Regions from separate parts of the Homo sapiens genome. Here region 1 is linked to region 2. Evidence: read pairs that join two places in POLR2A ChIA-PET (ENCODE). Cell type or tissue: endothelial cell of umbilical vein. All regions are shown on one strand. Each heading gives the region's core, and the rest is flanking DNA. Links, peaks and the distances in the headings are about the cores only. Region 1 has its middle 16 kb from the start of GNG10. Region 2 has its middle 11 kb from the start of DNAJC25.

What was found. ChIA-PET counts read pairs that join two places held together with the same protein. Peaks named below come from ENCODE experiments on the same cell type or tissue, not always from the same donor. Only the 100,000 strongest peaks of a DNase experiment are listed, where the experiment ranks them.
Region 1: POLR2A ChIA-PET joins it to region 2 with 6 read pairs; 10 of 35 experiments call an interaction of 5 or more read pairs at or near these places.

The regions. Positions count from the first base shown.
Region 1 is chr9:111,675,671-111,678,592 of GRCh38, forward strand. No RefSeq gene overlaps it. Among named protein-coding and RNA genes, the nearest start is that of GNG10, 16 kb to the left of the region's middle. RefSeq lists a silencer at 2,579-2,873 and an enhancer at 2,579-2,873. In endothelial cell of umbilical vein, for the core only: no CTCF peak of the experiment used is centred there; no DNase peak of the experiment used is centred there.
Region 2 is chr9:111,618,514-111,621,435 of GRCh38, forward strand. No RefSeq gene overlaps it. Among named protein-coding and RNA genes, the nearest start is that of DNAJC25, 11 kb to the right of the region's middle. In endothelial cell of umbilical vein, for the core only: no CTCF peak of the experiment used is centred there; a DNase peak (open chromatin) is centred at 1,568; H3K27ac peaks cover 652 bases.

The DNA of each region.
Region 1 (2,922 bases), core at 290-2,789, 57 kb after region 2:
AATGGTGGATTGGTTATGTTGACACTTTGGGTGTAGGTAGATGGTGGTCAGTTTAAGAGGTTCTGAGAAATTATGGCAAAAATCTTCACATGGGAGCTGAGATGTGCAGAAACTGCCATAGAGATGGTTTTTCTCTTTGATGAGAAGCAAGTGGGACTGATAATGACTACCATTATTTTTTTTTTGAGATGGAGTCTTACTCTGTCACCCAGGCTGGAATGCAGTGGCATGATCTCGCCTCACCCCAACCTCCACCTCGCAGGTCCAAATGATCCTTCTGCCTCAGCCTCCTGAGTAGCTGGGATTACAGGTATGCACCACTACTCTTGGCTAACTTTTTTATTTTTAGTAGAGATGAGGTTTCACCATGTTGGCCAGGCTGGTCTCGAACTCCTGACCTCAAGTGATCTGCCTGCCTCAGCCTCCCAAAGTGCTGGGATTACAGGCATGAGCCACCACATTTGGCCATGACTACTATTCTTCAGTAAGGTATACTGCGTTCTTTCTGCCCCTTCCAAAAATTGCAGTCTAAAGCCTTTTGTTCGAAATTTGTTTGGATTATTGTCCTGTATCAAACAGATATTTATTAAAAGTTCCTTTAATTTTTATTTATCTAGTTATTTACCTAGAAAAAGCTTGTCTCAGCATTTCTAAATAAGATTTTTAAAAAAAGATTGTGACTGGAATATCACCATAAATCGTCTGTGGAAACAAAACAATTCCATATATCATGTTAAGTTTACCCTAACTGATTGAGGGATGGTATTTGCCTATAAAATCAAACAGTTCCAAAATACTTTCTATCAACAGGATGGTTTGGAATCCCATAACAGTGGGATTCCATCCTATAGAAGTAGCATAAGCTTCCCCTCACAGCTCCTTTAATTCTAGATTGTTACAGGATGTAATGCACATTTTTTTTTAACCTTCTCATTTTGCAGGCCCCTTAGTATTACCAGATAATTCTGCAAATACACTTTCTCCTTTTTTGCCATTTAATATAGATCATGGATCCAAAATGGACCCCCACATTGATCCTTTTCTTTATGGGTATTATGTTTGAATTAGGAATAAGTCCAATAATTGCCTCAATACATGCCATTTTTTTCTCAGCTCTCATTTTGGATTACTATAGTTTGCACTCTTCATCCCCCTCAACCCAGGCTACTCTACTTATTAAAATTGTTGGATCCCTTGTTTTAGGGCAGGCCTAATTATTGGGTGTAGTTAAGGAGTCTTCTATTGTGAGAGGCAAGGAAATGGGACATCCTGGTATTTTTCCCCAGTTATCTTCTGAGTCTCAGTGGCAAGGGAAGGAATATCTTATGCCCATCCATAATTGGAAGAGACAGCTGATGTTTGGTGAGGCCTGCAGACTTGGGCTGGGCTTAGGGACTTGGAGTAAAGCCCCTCAAAAGACCTCAGAGGTGAGCATCACTATCACCAGCAATGAATTGAAGGGCCAGCAATTCCCATTAGAACCCTATGCGGATGTTATATTTTGTGCTGTATTCTTACACTGTATGCAGTATTTTATACTGTATTTTTACTGTATCCTTCTATGTTTAGACACACAAATACCTACCATTGTGTTTCAATTGCCTACAATATTCAGTACAGTAATGTACTGTACAGGTTTGTAGCCTACAAGCAATAAGTTACACCATACAGCTTAGGTGTGTAGTGGGCTACCCAACCTAGGTTTGTGAATTACGCTCTATCATGTCCACAGAATGATGAAATCGCCTAATGATGCATTTCTGAGAATGTATTCCTGTAGCAAGCATGCATGACGGTGAAAGTGTAGTAGAAAGAGGAAAGTAGGATAGGCGGTGTTAAGTCAAGTTAAGCTTGTTTAAAAAAGGAAGAAGTATCAAATGCTGAAGAGAGGTCAATTAAGGTGATGTCTGAATGTCCTTTGGATCTAAGAAGGTAGAGGTTAATTATGGTAGTGATAGGGTGATAATTTCAGAAGTCAGGAAATAAAGGTGGATTATACTTGTGGTCTTCAAACATTTTTGCTTATATGCAACCTAAATGAAATAATGTCAACCCTGTGTACCTCCATTTTACAGTCGGCATCTAAATGTTTATCATAAGTTTAAATATATATAATATATATCATAAGTTTATATATATCATCGTAAGTTTAAGTATATATTTTAATATATAATTTTATTAAAAGTCTAGCATTTTAACATGAAATTATTTCATTCTTCTTTTAAATATATTCAATGGAATACAAATACCATCATCATTTGAAACCTACCATCATCCATTTAAAAATATACAAACCGTACTCTCCTTTAGTCAGAAATTTTACATGATTCTTTTTTTTCTCTAAAATCATACTTCCAATTTAATTTCCCCACAAAATTTAATCCTGTCTCAATTACCCTTTTGTTGCCTCTCATCTCCAAAGTCATACTTCATTGGTTTTGTGAAAATGGATCTGGATCCTTTAAATATCTTTTCTTTGCCAACTGGCATAATGCTGATTTGTTCATAGAAGGTGTTGGAGAGATATTCCAGGAGGAAGGAATGGGTATGTCTTCCTGGGTCTAACGTGGTTTTCTCCAATGCTAGGCAAAGCGCAGCTTTTTTTAGCTCTTCATGAAGGCAGTAGTGCTATAGCTGGGAGCCTCAGACAATGTGGCTCTGAGTCTTAGCCCATTCTGCTGCTCCTCATACCCTATCCTCAGCGCCTCATGCGTACTTGCTGGGGCCCTGCAGTGATGGCCATTTAGCAAGCCAGCCAACTGACCTTTGCTCTGCACCAAAGCCCAGAGCTTTCCAAGCCCAAGCTATACACAGAAGTGTGTTAGGTTTCGACAGAGGGCAGTCTGTTTATCTCCTGGTTTCAGCAATGCCCACAGTGGTGCCACAACTCTCTCCATGTCCCCCACCTCCATCAACTCTGGC
Region 2 (2,922 bases), core at 109-2,608:
AAATACCTTGAAAACTTAGTTAATCTTGTACATTCAACAGACTATGTTCTGGAATGTTCTATTCACATGTTTCAGGAAGACTAACCTTTCTCTTTCTATTCTGTAGAAAATCAAGACTTCAGCATTGTGTTTAAAATGATGAAGGCAGCCGGGGGCGGTGGCTCATACCTGTAATCCCAGCACTTTGGGAGGCTGAGGTGGGCGAATCACGAGGTCAAGAGATCGAGACTATCCTGGCCAACATGGTGAAACCCCGTTTCTACTAAAAATACAAAAATTAGCTGGGCATGGTGGCATGCACCTGTAGTCCCAGCTACTTGGGAGGCTGAGGCAGGAGAATCGCTTGAACCCAGGAGGTGGAGGTTGCAGTGAGCTGAGATCGTGCCACTGCACTCCAGTCTGGCAACAGAGCGAGACTGTGTCTCAAAAAAAAAAAAAAAAGATTAAGCCATCAACACGATTTTATTTTATTTGCATAGCCTTCAAATAGGAAAGTCTAGGTTCATAATTAGATACCTTTTCCTGTCTGGCAAGAGACCTTGTACAGTTTATATACTGGTGAACTAAATTATACAAAACCTGAGAAGCCATGGTCAGAGATGATTGCGCACGCGTGCGCACACACACACACACACACACACACAGAGTTGTTGTTTTGAGATAGAGTCTTGCTCTGTTGCCCTGGCTGGAGTGCAATGGGGTGACTTTGGCTCACTGCAACCTCAACCTCCTGGCTCAAGTGATCCTCCCACCTCAGCCTCCGAGTAGCTGAGGTTACAGGTACGTGCCACCACACCCAGCTAATTTTTTTGTATTTTTTGTAGAGATGGGTTTTCGTCATGTTGCTCAGGCTGGTCTTGAATTTCTAGGCTCAAGTGATCCACCATTGAGTGCTGGCCATGTATGCAGTAGCATCAGTACTTGTAGTAGCAGCAACAGTGATCCTAATAGGGGTATGGGTGGCATCACTAAGTTTCTTGGTTAATGCAGCCACAGAAAACATACCAGAGTATAGAGGAGCAGATGCTGGGTACCCAAGACAACCTAGTGATACAACACAAAGCTTTACTGGCAGCTGCAGGCCTCATGGAGCAGACTGGGACAGTTAGAAGCATGCTTTTTTTTTTTTTTTTTTTTTTTTTTTTTTGAGACGGAGTCTCGCTCAGTCGTCTGGGCTGGAGTACAGTGGCGCGATATTGGCTCACTGCAACCTCTGCCTCCCAGGTTCAAACGATTCTCCAGCCTCAGCCTCCCAAGTAGCTGGGATTACAGGCATGAGCCACCACACCTGGCTAATTTTTGTATTTTTAGTAGAGACAGGGTTTCACCATGTTGGCCAGGCTGGTCTCGAACTTCTGACCTCAGGTGATCCACCTGCCTCGGCCTCCCAAAGTGCTGGGATTACAGGCGTGAGCCACTGCGCCCAGCCATAGAAGAATGCTTTTATTGTTATTATGTTGACCTCATTTGCAACTCTAGATTGGTGTGGCCTGGTAACACATATATAGTGCCAGAATAAACATCTTTGTGCATACATCCTTTTCCATATTTTGAATTCTTTCCTTAAGACAGAAAAGTATTGAGTCAAAGGGTATAAATACTTTCTGGGAGTTGAAACAATACCTGGGCTCTTCTAGTCTATGTATTACAGTCACCAAATTGCTTTACAAAAAGTTGTCTCAATTAGGAATTTATGCAGCCCTGAGAAAAGTGTCAGCTGTCCTCTTCGATCGGTCTTGCTAAAATTGGCTATTGCAAGTTTTAGAATCATTGCTAATTTTGTCAGGAAAATGATAATTTGTGGTTAATGTTTGCATTCCTGTGATTACTCATCAAATTAAGTCTTTCCATTTATCCTGACTGGTTTGATTTCCTTTTCTGAGAATGTCCATTCAAGATCATTACTATTTAAAATGACTTTGTTTTGTTTTGTTTTGTTGTAAAGAGTCTTGCTCTGTCACCCAGGTTGGAGCGCAGTGGCGTGATCTCGGCTTACTGCAACCTCTGCCTCCCGGGTTCAAGTGATTCTCCTGCCTCAACCTCCCTACTAGCTGGGATTACAGGTGCCTGCCACCATGCCCAGCTAATTTTTGTATTTTTAGTAGAGATGGGGTTTCACCATGTTGGCCAGGCTGGTCTGGAACTCCTGACCTCAAGTGATCCGCCCACTTCGGCCTCCCAAAGTGCTGGGATTATAGGCGTGACTCACTGCACCTGGCCTAAAATGATTTTAATTATACCTTTTAATTTTTAAAATAAAGTATATAAATATTTATGTAAAATATACTAATTCTTTGTCAAATTTACTATATCTATTCCCAAATTTGTCATTTTTTCTTGAATATTATGAGTTTTAATGCATACCCTTAAATTTCATGTAAACAACTTCATGAAAAATTTCCATCTTTTTTTTTTTTATTTTTTTTGAGACGGAGTCTTGCTCTGTTGCCCAGGCTGGAGTGCAGTGGCGCGATCTTGGCTCACTGCAAGCTCCACCTCCCAGGTTCAAGTGATTCTCCTGCCTCAGCCTCCCGAGTAGCTGGGACTACAGGCGCTCACCACCACACCTGGCTAATTTTTTGTATTTTTGGCAAAGACAGGGTTTCGCTGTATTGCCCAGGATGGTGTCAAATTCCTGAGCTCAGGCAATCTGCCTGCCTCAGCCTTCCAAAGTGCTGGGATTACAGGTGTGAGCCACCACGCCCAGCTCATTTCTTAATTTAAAAAGCCTTCTCTGCATCAACAATTTTGTTGAGTATTCACATCTCACATCTTTATTCTTCTAGTTTGTGCTTCATTTTGTTTCAGTGGGACACAGTGGTGCGAAGCTGGAACTCTGAGCCAGGCAGACCTGCCTGGGGATTATGCTAATTAGCAGATGGATATCTCCTTGAGCTTCCTATATAAAACTTTATCATAGAG